2 separate regions of the Homo sapiens genome follow, and region 2 is linked to region 1. Evidence: chromatin contacts called from ENCODE Hi-C or POLR2A ChIA-PET data. All regions are on one chromosome and are shown on one strand. Each heading gives the region's core, a stretch centred on a gene start or an enhancer-like site at or near the end of the contact. The rest is flanking DNA. Distances are from core to core; before and after follow the strand shown.

The links. A loop is a pair of places that touch in the nucleus more often than their neighbours do. ChIA-PET counts read pairs that join two places held with the same protein, here RNA polymerase II (POLR2A). Pooled maps may share reads with other maps.
Region 2: a map with no recorded cell type shows a loop between it and region 1 (11-fold over the local background). The contact joins the promoter of ADARB2 here to the enhancer-like site in region 1. A Hi-C loop is called at or near these places in 9 of 37 single-sample maps with no recorded cell type and 4 of 50 pooled maps. POLR2A ChIA-PET finds 5 or more read pairs at or near these places in 1 of 52 experiments (GM12878).

Annotation. Positions count from the first base shown.
Region 1 is chr10:1,451,634-1,459,201 of GRCh38, reverse strand. The region is part of intron 1 of ADARB2 (adenosine deaminase RNA specific B2 (inactive)); the gene reads left to right. Among named protein-coding and RNA genes, the nearest start is that of ADARB2-AS1, 71 kb to the left of the region's middle. Within about 2 kb of position 4,586, at least 3 of the 41 ENCODE cell types and tissues checked have a DNase peak (open chromatin) inside an H3K27ac peak, as active enhancers do; they include GM12878, where a contact is called at or near this core.
Region 2 is chr10:1,733,452-1,741,019 of GRCh38, reverse strand. It overlaps ADARB2 (adenosine deaminase RNA specific B2 (inactive)), which reads left to right and starts at 3,495. Exons shown (of 10, transcript NM_018702.4): 1 at 3,495-3,969. The coding sequence starts at 3,870. RefSeq lists a silencer at 3,546-3,605 and an enhancer at 3,567-4,163.

The DNA.
Region 1 (7,568 bases), core at 3,337-5,836:
TGATTTATACTCCTTTGGGTATATAATTAATAATGAGATTGCTGGGTCAAATGGTTCTTTGAGGAATTACCACACTGCTTTCCACAATGGTTGAGCTAATTTGCACTCCCACCCACAGTGTTTAAATGTTCCTTTTTCTCCACAACCTCACCAGCATCTGTTATTTTTTGACTTTTTAATAATAGCCATTCTGACTTGTGTGAGATGGTACCTCATTACAGTTTTTATTTGCATTTCTCTAATGATCAGTGATGTTGAGCTTTTTTTCATATGATTGTTGCCTGCATAAGTGTCTTCTTTTGAAAAGTACCTTTTTAAATATGTTTGTTCTTTGAGTGTTTGTTCCGTCGAGTGTTTGTTCCGTCACACTTGTAGCAAATCTAGTGTTAAACTTAGAAATGTACACATGAGGAAAAAACTACGTTCGCTGCTGGATGGGTCTTCATTTTACAGAAGCCTTCCCCATGAGGTTCATGTAGGTGGCTACCGCCCTCGTTATTTAAGAACTAATTGATTTTTAGCTCCTGGAGTGAGGGGCAGGCAGAAAAATGTAAAAGCAAAGAGGCCAGACCAGAGGGCACCGTGGAAGCCATAGCGGTGGACCCCCAAGTGGAGAAGGAAGAAGGGGTCTGCGGGGCCTCCCTCTGCATAGGTGAGCCTCTCCCAGGATAGGGCTAAGAGGGGCATTGTCAGTTCTTGAGCAGGGCTTCTTGACTTTCTTTTTTTCATTGTTTTTAGTGATCAATAAAACTTATAATATATATTAAAATGCAAAGAAGCTTAATTTCATAGAAAAGCCTCAATTGTTTCATCAGAGAAAGAGAAGCTGTGAGACCCCAAGTTTTCACTCTCAAGTGGGACCTTTCCTTCTTCTCCTGGCAGCTCATTAGGGCCAGGAGATTGACAGCAACTGCAAGCTTCAGAAGATCCTATTTTGCAGATGGGAAGTATTCGCAAGAAATTTAAATGTGGGTGCACGCTGTTCTTCCTGCGGAGACCTCCAGAGGTTCAGACAGATGGACACGTGCCTAGAGAGGGTTCACCACAGTGACACCTCCATTGAGAGAGGTTTGTTTGGCCTGAGTGTGACGATGCGTCTGGGAAAAGAACCAAAAGTCACATGAGTGTCCATCACCTGCGACTTTTCTAAAGAGCGTTTGGGGAACTTCGATATTTAAAGGGGAAAGAGCAGGAGAGAAAGGAGGGAGGGTAAGCAATGAGGCAAATGGTTACGTTCTTGGAGGCTTTGATGTGAATCTACATTTTACGTGCAAAGAGAAGGGGTGCAGGAAAAGGCCAATGATGCATTCGCCTCGGGTTGGGTGGAGGGATGATTTTTGTTCCAGTCTTTGCCCTCTACCTATGAAGACGAGCTGGTCATTGACATTGTCAGGGTGAGATTCCACAGAACTCAGTCTTAGGGCTAGAAACAGGGGGATATCTATCCTGAAAGGCTGAGGGATTTAGGAGTTCACCAGGAATTTCGTTGTGAGCAGTTTGTGAGGGAGGCCATCAGGGAGCTATGTGGCCTTCTGTCACTGTGGGAACCTGGCTTAGAGATGAGGCTGTGGAATTGTAGCTCTGTGTCCAGGAACAAAAGGAAAGCAGTATTGCGTGGCTCAGCTCTGAAGCGTAACTTTCTTTTTGGCAGAGTGAGTGTGGGGTCCCAAGATTCCATTTTATTTCCCGAGTCATAGCAGAGACTCCTAAGCTGCAGCAATACGCTTTTATGTGTGTGGGTTAATGGGGTGCACCTTCCACCCACAGCTGGGAGAAGCCTGGCCCCAGGAGCATCAGAAGACAAAGACCCTGAGATGAGAAGGCACCTTAAAGTGAGGATGGCTTGTCCCAGCGAACTCGGAACCCTCCTGGAATCAGGGTTAGAGGTGGACACTGGTGTGTCTCAATGGTCGTGTCCAGCGCCCTGGCCAGCCCTCATGCTCACCACTCCTCTGCAGCAAGCTGAGCCTTATGTCTAAATTTATTTCTTATTCCAGTTGTCCAGAAAATTATTCTCTGAAGATTTCCTTTGTAGTTTTGAGTGGTTTTATTTTGTTCAGGCAAAATGTATCATTTAGGATGAAAACCTGTCCCAGGAGATTGTGCCATGTCATCTCTTTCCAAGAAAAGAAATTGATCTTTCTGCCAGCACAGTGGTTCACACCTGTAATCCCAGCACTTTGGGAGGCCGAGGCGGGCAGAGATGGTGAAACCCCCGTCTCTACTAAAAATACAAAAAATTAGCCAGGCGTGGTGGCGCTTGCCTGTAATCTCAGCTACTCGGGAGGTTGAGGCAGGAGAATCGCTTGAACCTGGGATGGGGAGGCTGCAGTGAGCCAAGATCGTGCCATTGCGCTCCAGCCCCAGCAACAGTGCGAGACTCTGTCTCAAAAGAAAAACACAAATTGATCTTTCTCGGGCAGTCAGAAGATCCTATTTTCTTACAGAAGTCTCAACTATTTATTTTACCCAAAGTAAAAGAGAAATATGTTTAAGGGGAAAGGGCAAGAAAGGGCCACTAGTGACCCTTTTTACCACGCCCCGCGCGTCTCGAGCACACCTTGATGATTAATTCCATCAACCTTCAAGTCCCCAAAATGGTCCCTTGCAGGATCGTTGCTGAGGCAGAGCTGGGTTCACGAGACCCCCTGGAGAGAGGTGGGGGTTGCAGCCTGGCAAGAGCTAAGAGCAGAAAATTAGTGTGGGGTGTTCATAGGTTTTGGGCCGGGGACGGGAGGCATGAGAGCCAAGAACTGGCTTGTATGGAGCAAAGTTAATGAGGAAACTTTAGGTTGGTAGGAAGAGCAGACGTCTTCCGGGCAGGAGCCTCCAGGAGCCGTTGCTGGTGTTGAGAAGGAAGTGACTTGGTTGGTTGGTTCCTAGGCTTAGCTCTCACGGGCAGGTACTTCCTGGAGAAATCAGGGAAGATCCTTTTGCTGGTCCCAGTATTGTTTAACACAGGGACAAGGAATTACAGTGGTTTCCGTTCTTACTAGTAGATAACGTCTAAAAAGTTTTCTAAGCTTTTTCCCTCGCCGGGTCCCTAGGTGAAACTAGATAAAGAGAGTAAGTTTCATTGATCTTAAATCTTTAATTATGCATGAAATGATGTATTGAGTTTAGCTTAGTTAATGTGCCTGGAAAAGCATACAAATAATTATAGCCATATGATCTATTCTGAATGTGCTATTATAAGTGAAACTTTTCAACCACTCTTCTATGCATGAGTTCGCCAAGTTCTGAACTAGTACAATCCTTTAAGTGACATACATTAAAGAAAAACGAATCCCTTTTGTTTAATATTATTTGTTATTTTGCTTGCGTTCATGGAAGACGTATTTGTGTGGTGATAGGTGAGAAATAGACAGAAGGGGGGAATAGTTTCTAGATATAAAAATCGCTTGCTTTTGGTCAGTTCTTCCCTATAAAAAATAAGTTTGCAGTTCAATGAATCAGAAATGAATCTGTATCCATGAAGAAATTTGGAAATTGACAATCGTAAATGGCTCAGTTCCCTCAAATATAGTAGTAGTAAGAATATTAATTTTTAAAAAAGTAACAATCCCAAAAAGAGTTTTTCTAATGCTATGAAAAAACTGGATCGAACACATTAAACTTTTTTAGAGAAAGAAACAGCAATACCTCCAACTTAGCTCTGGCCAGAGCTTAACTTTCCATAAAGACACATCAAATTGTTTTCTTTTTAATCTTTTTAATCTTCTGTTTTCTCTTTTTTTTTATTTTTGTTCATTTAGATCTAGCTGCTTCATCCATGATACATAAGTAATTCAATATCATCATAGTCTGAATAGCCTGGCTCCCTAACTTAGGAAGTCTGTATTTCCTAATTATTTTGCTCATCATAATTGTTTTAAATTAACATTTTAAATTCAGAGAGTGACTATTTTTAAAGACATTTCAAATGATTACATTTCTTCCAGGTGGCGCTTGATTTGCACCTGGCAAAAGAACAGGGAAGCATCTGGTCCTTAACAAAGTTCCTCCTCTCACCTGCAATCCATCCTCACTAAAGCCAGCTGCCAACTATTCATAAGTGTAAGCAGGATGTGGCTTTGCCTGTAAATAAACTGTACCTGGGAAAATCACGTTGTTCAGTGACAAGGTATCCACTCTTTCCACTGAGGGGGAAAAGCCCTAAAGGAGTTTGATTCCAGTCTCGTGTTTCGTAAGCAAATTTCTACAACGTGACTAAACTTATTTAGAATTTCCTCTGTCGCTTGTTGGTATTAAACAGCAACCTGGCACCATCTCAATTCATGAAGAATATTTGAAGACAAGACTGAGTTGCTTGTAAAGCTCAGCAAGGGTCTTCTTTTTTCTGTTCTTTTTTTAAATTATGGTAAAATATACATAACACAAAATGTACCCTCTGATCCACTTTTGAGTGTATAGGTCGGTGGCACTAAGTACATTCACACAGTCGTGAGCAATCACCACCATCCGTCTACAGAAAGTTTCATCTTCCAGAACTGAAACTGTCTCCACGAAACATTAAGCCCGTTACCCTCCCCGGCCCCAGCAACCACCCTCTGCTTCCTGTCTCTGTGGGTGTGAGGACTCTAGGGACCTCATGCAGGTGACATTGTTCATTGTTTGTCCTTTTGTGACTGGCTTAGTTTCCATTGTAGATGGTCCCTAGGGTTCATCCATGTTGTAACATGTGTCAGAATGTTCTTCCTTTTTCAGCTGAATAGTAGATATTCCACATTTTCTTTGCACATTCATCTGTCAATGGATAGATGCTTCCAAATTTTGCCCATCATAAATTGTGCTGCCATTAATATGGATGTATAAATTCTCTTCAAGTCCCTGCTTTCAATTTCGTTGGGTCTATGATATGGTTTGGCTCTGTGTTCCCACCCAAATCTCATCTTGAATTGTAGCTCCCACAATTCCCAGTGTCATAGGAGCAACCCAGTGGGAGGTAACTGAATCATGGGGGTGGGTCTTTCCCATGCTGTTCTCATGACAGTGAAAATATCTCACGAGATCTGATGGTTTAATAAAGGGCAGTTCCCCTGCACACGCTCTCCTACCTGCCGCCATGTAAGATGTGACTTTGCTCCTCATTCCCCTTCTGCCATGACTGTGAGGCCTCCCAAGCCATGTGGAACTGTGAGTCCATTAAACCTCTTTCCTTTATAAATTACCCAGTCTCAAGTATGTCTTTATTAGCAGCATGAGAGCAGACCAATACACTATATAACTAGAAGAATTGCTTGACTATATGGCAATTTTATTTTTAATTTTCTGAAAATAGCCACACCATTTTCTAGAGCAGCTGCACCATCTTACATTCCCACCATCAGTGCACAGCGTTCCATTTTTTCCCACATTCTCACTAACCCTTGCAGTAGCCATTCCAGTGGGTATGAGGCGGTAACTCGCAGTTTTGGTTTGCATTTCCCTAATGATTAGTGACGTTGAGCTTCTTTCCGTGTGCGTACTGGCTGTTTGTTTACCTTCTTTGGAGAAACGTCTGTTCAAGTCTTGTGCCTATTTTTTAATTAGATTCTTTGTTTTGTGTGTGTGTTCAGTAGTAGGAATTTTTAATATTGTCTAGAAACCAATTCGTATCAGATCTATGATTTGCAAGTATTTTCTCCCATTCTGTGGGTTGCCTTTTCGAAAAGGGTACCGAGACCATTCAGTGGAGAGAGGACAGTGTTCTCAAGAAACAGTGCTAAGAAACCTGGATATTCACATCCAAAGGAATGACGTTAAACCCTTACATTACACCATATACAAAAATCAATTCAACATGGATCAAAGATCTAAATGTAAGAGCTAAAACCTTCTTAGAAGAAAACATAGGGGAAGCGTCATGACATTGGATTTGGCAAATGAATTTCTCGGATGTGACACCAAAAGCTCAAGAAACAAAAGGCAGAAAGAAATTGAACGTCATCACATTAAAAATGTCTTGAGCATCAAAGGGCACAATCAGCAAAGGGAAAAGCCCATGATTTACTTGGTTTTTCCATGGGGAGACAGGGAAGAGCTGCCTTGTCTAACGTCTTGCTGATACAACTCCTTCAAGGCCACGTTTTGCAGACGTGGGGGAGGGAAGAGAGGATGTGGAATTAAATTCTAGGTAAGGGACTAGGCGTCACAGACCCAGGGTCCTCAAAGTGTGGCCCCAATGACAGCAGCAGTGGCACCTGGGACGTGCTGGAAATGCAGATTGTCAGGCCCGGCCCAACCCCACTGAGGCCCAGGCTCTGCGCGGCCCACCAGGATGCATTGTGACAAAGCCTGGTGACTGTCACACACTGATGTGGAGAGCCACTGCTGTTGCCTGTATTTCTTTTTTAAATGAATTTATTAGCTGCATAAGCTCACTAAAAATACAAAAGGTTTTTTTTCATGTCTTCTTTTTTTATTATACTTTAAGTTCTGGGGTACATGTGCAGAACATGCAGATTTGTTACACAGTATACACGTGCCATGGTGGTTTGCTGCACCCATCAACCTGTCACCTACATTAGGTAGTTCTCCTAGTGCTGTCCCTCCCCTATCCCCCAACCCCCCAACAGGCCCCAGTGTGTGATATTCCCCCCCCCAACCCCCGTGTCCATGAGTTCTCATTGTTCAGCTCCCACTTACGAGTGAGAACATGCAGTGTTTGGTTTTCTGTTCTTGTGTTAGTTTGCTGAAAATGATGGTTTCCAGCTTCATCCATGTCTCTGCAAAGGACATGAACTCAACCTTTTTTATGGCTGCATAGTATTCCATGGCATCACCTGTATTTCTAAGAAAGTTTTTGAGCTGAGTAAAAGAACTAGAAAGTCATGGAGAGAGAGAAAACCAAGAAGTTTTTTTATTATTGTTATTATTATTATTACTATTTTTCCCACAATTATTCAAACCCAAGACACAGAGCTGATTTTTGTGGGCCATGGACTTAGATTTACATGTGCGACAGTTGACCAGTGCTTTCACATTTGCCGTCTCCCTGTGTATGCTGTCATCATGCCACTGAATTCCCGCAGCTGGAAAGCTGCTGTCTCGGATCAAACTACACCCAGAGGTGTGATGGTGGCAGCGGCCAAATCTGAAGGTGGTGTGTCAGCCTCCTGGCCAGGCATCTGCTCTGACCAGCAGGGGTGCATGGCAGCAGGCCTCCCCTCAGCTCCCACACTGCCTCCAACTCCACATCCGTGATTCCTAGGTACCGTTCATAAGGCTGTCCTTTAACAAGCCACTGAGATGTCCTGTGACCTCTCTAAAAAAAAATATCCACTCATTCCCTTCTCTAAGTCTATAAACAAAATGCTGGAACTTCCCATCTGTCTCACATGTGGGCGAGAAGACAGACCAGATGTCTCTCATGATCTCATGTCCATGGGGCCCTGGCACATGGTGGGGGCTCCCTTCCTCTGCAAGTATGTTCGGTGTACTTCCTCCTCATATGGGTGTACTTCCTCCTCATACGGGTATACTTCCTCCTCATATGGGTGTGTCCCTCCTCATATGGGTGTAATTCCTCCTCATACAGGTGTGTCCCCTGTTATACAGGTGTGTCCCCTTCTCATACAGGTGTGTCC
Region 2 (7,568 bases), core at 2,246-4,745, 280 kb before region 1:
CATTCGGGTCATGGCTCTGCTGCTATCTGGCAACATGACACGAATCCAGACCTCACACTTCACCTTCGTAACCTCAGGGGAAAAATGAGGATGATAAGGTCTTTCTGTCCACATTGTATGTTCATTCTGAGGAAAGAAAAATTCTGATATGTTTATATGTGTGTATATTATGCACACACATAGGCTTACTGAAGCTTTGAGTCACTATTTAATGTATTTTTTGCTTATCTCAAGAAGGCTTGTAGAAGTTCACAAAATCTACCAATTTCAGGCTGCAGGATAAAATACCAGCAGGGCGTAGTGGTAACAACCCCAGACTGTGAAGTTAGGATGTGCTGAATGTGAATCCTGACTAGTAACCCGTGTGACTTCTAGCAAGTTACCTAAGTTGTCTGAGCCTCTGAAATGAATATTGTTTCAGTCCTGCCGCCATCGAGGTCTTGTGCATTAACTGAGAGTCACTATAACATTTAAGCTCAGAACCATACCTTGAGCAGAGCAAGCACTGCCCCAGTGGTAAATATCAGCCTCTGCCCTGCAAGGACACTTGTGTCCCAGGTCAGTGCCCGCACAGCCGCAAAGCCACAGAGAGACGTGGTTTTGCCTCCTGTGGTGCTTGTGATCTATGGAGAGACAGACATTGAAGAAACAAGCAAAATATCACACAGGAGACCTGTAACATTGTAGGACTGATGAGAGCAACAGTGAGTTGGGGGAGCTTTAAGCAACTCCAACAAGAGGACCCTTTCTGGCCTTGATTGAGAAAACTCTTCCTCCTGGCACACACATGCCATTTGGGTGTGGGGACTCACTGCGGAGGCAGCACTGCCCCTTCTATCCAGCCAAGGGCTCCTTTCTATGCCTCACCCGTCTCCCCCCGACCCCTATAGGTTCATGCCGGGCTGCAGTTGGCTTTGTAGCTGCCTGTTCCTCCTTGCAACCTCTCTGCTGGTGCTTTGTTTTGTGGGAAGAGCAGGGACTGAGCATGAAGTAGCTGGGGACACCACAGCGACATCTCCTGATGGGCACCGGGCGAGATTGGCTCCTGCTCCTGAAGCCTCTTCCAACTGCTGCTCATCCCACCACGTTGCAAAGCTGCGCTGAGGCACTGTGGGAAACAGGCAGGAGGTGAGGAGGCTCATCGGGGAATGGCAGCTTACCAGCACTGCTCACTCGCAGCCCTGCTTGCAACAGCAGAGTGAGACGTGCTGGAAACCACGCTGGAGTTAACGCACTTGTCGCTGCGAGCCTCTTCTTTAAAGCCCCTCTGTGATGAGAAACAAAGGCTTTCTCGCCTAGCCGTCGCCCTAGCATCATCTATTATGCATCGTCTTATGCAAAATAAATAAAATACAGAAAACAGCAAGTATCTGTGAAAACAGCATTTTCATAAATTATACAAAAAAGAACCAATTGGAGGAACTTCAAGAAAAAGGTTTGCCAAAATTTCGATCGTAACTTTCAAATTAGGGTCTAAATGAAGTGTTCAAAGACAGTTTTCAGTTTTGTTTCCCCACTCCACCAACATCAGAAGAACATTTAACAGACACGTTACTTTCCGGCCACCATACCTGCCCTTGGAGTGAAACAAGGGTTCATGTATACGAGTCTCCCAGACAGCACGGTTGCTCCGTGTGATGATGGAGCTATTGGGGCCATTAATAAATGCTGACCACCTTGTGGGGGCTGTGTGTGTGTGTGAAGCTCTTCTGAAGCACCTTCCTTCGGTGACTCCACCCCCTGATGGGTTTTCTGCAGATACAGAAATAGGGCAACTCTGGATTAGTGCAGCACATTGTGTGAAGCTCAGAAGTTTCACAGGCAGAGTCCTAGAGCTGTGTTTCTCGATATAGTTTAAGCACTCAAATATCTCGGGTATTGCAGAGAGGAAGTGAGAGAGCTATGTGCCTTCTCAACCCTCGCTGGGAATTATCAGCAGAGCTGAGCTGTGCTGTCATGGGAACAGGGTTGTTGAAGCCAGCCCTGAAGAGGGATGTTGGTTTGATTGTGGTCCTCAGTCTGAGTTGGACTAGAAGGTTCAACATTCTAAAAGGAAAACGCAGAAGCCCTGTCTTTCTGAGGCTTGTCTGCAACATACGCTCATTCCTTCCAAATTATTTGCTGGAAAAAATTTAATAAATAATCATAGAGTAATTAACATGTTCCAGTTCCTGTCTATACTGGTTGATACTGATTCAACGAGTATGAATGAACTTATGAGGTGGGTGACGTTGTTATCCCCAGTTTACAGATGAGGAAACTGAGGCACGGTTTAACTTACCCGAGGTCATAGCAGTAGAGTTAAGATTTGAAATCAAATGTCTTACTCTCTCTCATCAATGAAAACTGAGCTACGATCTATCAGCTCAGCACATAACAACACAGGATCATCCTAATTATTTCCAATGTCCCCCAGAGTGATTCTTTTTTCTTATGATAAAAATTATCTGGAAATTTCTAGGCACATAAGCAGCTGAAAAGGTTGCATGTGAGGCAATGAATAGCAGAAATATTTGTGTGCCATTTTTATATCAACATGTTAATGTGTGCTAATGAATTTTAGAGTGGATTTTTTTAAAAACATGACTATTGTAATTAAAAGCTTATGTGATTTAAATACAAGATGCAATGATGATTACCAGATTCTATTCCTCTTTATATTTTACATAAGACTTCCAGGGTTCCATAAGTATAATCTTGAAACATAGGACATTCCTGGAAAAAAAAATTGCTTAAAACTATTTCAGTGTGCAATCCACCTCTTTGTAAATGTTACTTTCTTCCATCCAAATATTACATTTGGCAACAAAACTCTCCGCTGAGAGCTTTCTCTTCCTTTTGTGTCATTGTTCCCTAAATAAAGCAACACATGAAATTCCTGACGGCAAAAATCAGACTCAGATCCCAAAACCTCTGTCTTTATGCAAGATTTATCTTTTGCATTGGAAACGGCCAAGGAATATGAAGAGGGGAAAGAAGAGGCAAACAGACAAGCATGCAGGCTCTGAGGAATAAATGCCCCTCAGGACGCTGTCTCCTGGGGAATTGCAAACCTCAGTCCGTTTCTGAGGAAGTGCGGTCTCTGCATTTCTGAAAGAGGTATTTCCCCCCCTTGACACAAGGAGCATGGTAATGAATTGACTAGTTAAAAACTGTTGGTTGGAAAAACCCGTCCCTGTGTCTTTCTGAGCAGGGCGAGCTGAGCTGTCCGCGAGGCTGCGGCAGGAGGCCTCGTCCTCCCGGGCAGGGTCCCTCCTGGAGGCTCCCCCGGTCTCTCCCAGACGCACCCGCGCCGCGTCCTTGTTCCCCGGGAGCAGCCTCCCTCCAGCCGCCGGTCCTGGGAGCTTCACCGTCCAAACGGGAGCTGAGTTTGCAAGCGGCCAGGCGGCGGTGCGGCTGGTGCTGCTGCTGATGTCAGAGCCAGAAAGCAGTTGTGATTGGATCTAATTAGACGCTGCTGCAGCAAATAGACAAGCTCCCTGCGTGATTGGCTTCAAAGTGGCTGGTGCCAAACAACTAGCAGAGGCGCAAAAGTAGCCTCCCTGCGCTGGGAGCCCAGAGCAGGAGGCAGAGCCCGCGGGAAGCTCGGAGCACTCAGGACGCCGCGCGCCCTTCCCCGCCCTCCCTGACCAGGGAGCAGCTCGCTCCAGGCGCCCAGCCGAGGCCCCCAGCCCAGTGGGAGCAAGTCATAGAGAACAATTCGAGAGACAGAGAGACGGAGCGCGCTTTCCTGCTCAGTCCTGAAAAGTGAGCCGCTCCCGGGTTTGCAACCTCAAGCTTCGCAGCAGCGGCGGCGGCGGCTGCCGGGAAGGAGGCAGGTGCAGGTGCAGGAGGGAGGCGGCTCTGGGCTCCGCGCCTGGGTCTCGGCCATGGCCTCGGTCCTGGGGAGCGGCAGAGGGTCTGGAGGGCTGAGCAGTCAACTCAAATGCAAGTCCAAGAGGAGGAGGAGGCGGAGGTCCAAGCGGAAAGGTAAGGACCGCGTGGCGCGCCGGCCCCTGCCCCCCTTCACCCCCGGCTTCTCCACCCCGGCCTCTCATGGGGTCTCCGGGCTTGTCCGTTGTGAGCAGCTTCACTTTGGGGTGCTGGCGGGATGGCTGCTCCGTGCAGGGCGCTCGGGAGTTCAGATCCCGTGGAAATGTCTGGGGCCTCCTCTTGCCCAGAGGGGACAGTGAGCAGCCACGCTGCGACATGTTTGAGGGACCCGGACGAAGTGGGGCGAGGGCGGCGAGGAGCTCCCCGGGGACCCCGCGCGTCTCCGGGCCCCGCAGTCCCCAGTGGCCGGCCGGGCTGGCACTGCCTTCCACCCTCCGGAGGCCATCTCGTCTCCCAGTGCCAAAGGAATTACCCAAAAACGGGGGAACGAGCCCTCGCGCCAGCTACTCCCATCCAAACTGTCCCGGAGGAAGGGATAGGCGAAGCCCTGCGATCGCCTCTCCAAATTGGCTGGCAGTTTTTACTCAATGTGGTGCCCGTCGATTTGTAAACATTGGGTCGTAAAGAGAACACAGGGCTCGTCCTTGGAGAAATAAGCAGAAATGAATACAGGAAAACAGAAAGAAGCATCATATTTTGTTAGTGGTAGAAAAAAACCGCAAACCAGGAAAGCAGGAAAAGCAGCCGGCTGACAGCGGCCACTGACAAACTCAGCTGTGCCTTGTTACTGATATTCCTGGGGCTGGGCCGCGCTGAAGTTAGTCAATGCTACAGCAAGGGAGGGCTTTCACACTGGGGATTTTGCAAAATTAGCAATCGCTCCAATATGAGAGCAATGCCCCCAGTGCCATCGTAGCCTGTGTGCATGCCAGGAAGAATTAAAAGATTCTTCTCATGCCGACCCTTCTCTCCTAGAGGAACCTGTGTTATTGTCAGTTCCTAGTGAGCCTGCAGGAGAAAGTTCAGTTCTAATCATGATTTGAAATGTGCTGATTTTTTTTAAGTGAGGTAGAAGTATAAAGAACGGTTGGAAAAACACAGCTAGAATTGATCAGCTTTGCCAGTTGTTTGAAAGCAGGAGGCAACGTTAGGTGTGTTTGGGGTTGTCCATCTTTCCTGAAGAATTTTCATCTTTGCATTGGCCTAAGATAAGTTTCTACCAGACCGTTTCCTGTGTGCCCTCGAACCGTCACCAGGTCCTTTATTGCCTCTTCCAATAATAGAAATTATCCAGACAGTCAGCAGGCATAAATGTCAATAGCAAACAGTCATTCATTATGACCGAACGTCAGGACCACTGGGAGGGATTGGCCCCCACAACTTCCTCAAAAGGTTTTGGAGCCTTTGGTTTCAGAAGGGAGGTGATGTTGTGGTTCTCATTTACCTCTCAGCTGCTAAGTGTGCGCTTGCGATTCACTTTGTTGTTTGAAATTATCATTTTGAAACAGACCTGTTAGTGTCCTCCAAAGATAATGCCAACACAAAGTGGCATTGATATTGAGAAAGTCACCGGATTGAATAATGAATATGACTTTTAAAAGAGGAAAAAGGAAGCATCATCTTTACACTTGAAATGTTCACATTTCCCAATATTTTTTGATTAGTCTATTTAAATATTTAGAGTTGAAGAATGTGGAGTAATAGTTCGCAATAATGCATTTTATAAATATAAACAGGAGGAAAGTGTTGCCTTTCTCCAAATTCACTTGCCTTGCCAGGAAGCGTCAGTCATGCTAGCTTAGAAAGTATTCAATTTAGGGGGAAAAAGGAAATCTGGGGAAAGACTTCATTTGCTATAAACTTAACTTTAGCAATTCAAAATAAAACTCCTATAGCAAATATTTCCATACCTTGGTTATTTTGAATATGTCAAGTCCCTTAATTTTCATAGCCAAAAATTGAAGCGGGAAAGGGCATTCAGGTTTTGTACACTGATTTCTGTTACGAAGAGATTTCTGGCGTGCGGGAGAATTTCCCAGGGCACCTGCCGGCAGCTATCTTGATAGGAAAGTCAAATCAAACGGCTAAAGATTCAATTTTTGGGGAAACGTTAACCATGTAGATGTAACTGATCAAATTAAAAGGTAAAGTAACCAGCTAAGAGACACATTAAATAATTATTTGCATTTTCCTGGGAATTGATTACTTCATCTATGATACCTAGTTATTACAGATGCTGATATTTTTTATTTTATAAAAACAATGGTGAGTTTAAATTATGTTCTAATTGTCATGAATCTTAACAACCATAAATGAATAGAATAACCTCAATTTTAAGCTTATCTGATATTAAAACTCTATACTTGCCACAATTTAAAATCCACGTGTGTATGAGAGACTGTTAAGGAATTTAGTGTGGCTCTATTAGGTGCTAACTGAAGACACTGACAGAAGCACAAGGTAAGGGCTGTTCTTATGGGGGAATAAAGACAATTAAGATACATGCTGACCCTGTTGCCTGTCAGATGCGTATTTCTACCTAGTCTAAGGGACAAGAATCATTTTTGAAGATGCATGATAACTTTAATTTCCCAGTGTGGTGACATCTGGCTCCTTTTCTATGTGTGACTCTGAGAGTGACTTTGGCATGATATGCTTCTTATCAAAATGATCTGTGAGCTCTGAAATAAAGCATGCCGGGGCTACCACTGAAGGGTGGTCAGGACACAATACTTTCATTAAGTATAATCCATAGTCTTGGAAATGATATTTTTTTCTGTAGAAGTTATATTTTAGTTACTATGCCACAAAGGCAGCTGTATGTATCTTTAAAAAAAAAAAAAAAAAAAACACCTTCGTCACAGAATATGACTTTCAGGTATTATTTGGCAGGAACCTGTATTTCTCTCTCAAATAAACTTTAAAGAAGGTTCTCAGAATATGTCTCCCCACACATCAATCCTACTTCTGTTATTTTACTGGGACCTAGTGTTGTACAATTTTGTGTTTTCTGTGTTATTTTTCAGCAGGGACTTTCTTTTAGAAATTATTCATAAATGGTTTAAATTTTTTATGTAAATGAAAAATGCCAAAATTTGACTCTCATATAAGAGAAAAACAAGCTGCTGAAAAAAAAAAAACTATGAGAAGGACAGGGAAAATCTCTCTCATTTTTACATCGCGGCAAAGCAACGTTCATATCCCATGACACATGCCAGACACGTCAGTGTGTCCCGCGCCTGCCTCACTCAGAGGCGTTCGGAAAATAGTAGCACTTGGAGGTTATGGAGACTGTTACCTGCCATCACTAAATACCCCTGGAGTTCATTTCTCACACAGTACCAGGAGATTGCACTTTATTTTATAGTTCTTGGTAATTATGTACAACAAAATCCATATTATGTGGTTATATAGAGTAATATCTGCCTGTATTAGAAAATAGCTCAATGTGTACGTATTAAAAAAGGATACACTTTAACCAAAAAATAATAAAGAAAAAGGGTTTTTTTTGTTAATATCCGTTCAACCAGGTAGATTAAGAGGCAGAACTCAACAAAACAGTAGAGTATATAAAAATAAATCACTTTAAAATATGCCAATAATTCTCTGAACCCTGGAATAACTTCAGGGTAGTATGTATGAGGAATTTCTTAAATGTTTTTAGTTATTAAAACAGTGCATATATTCTGCTTTGT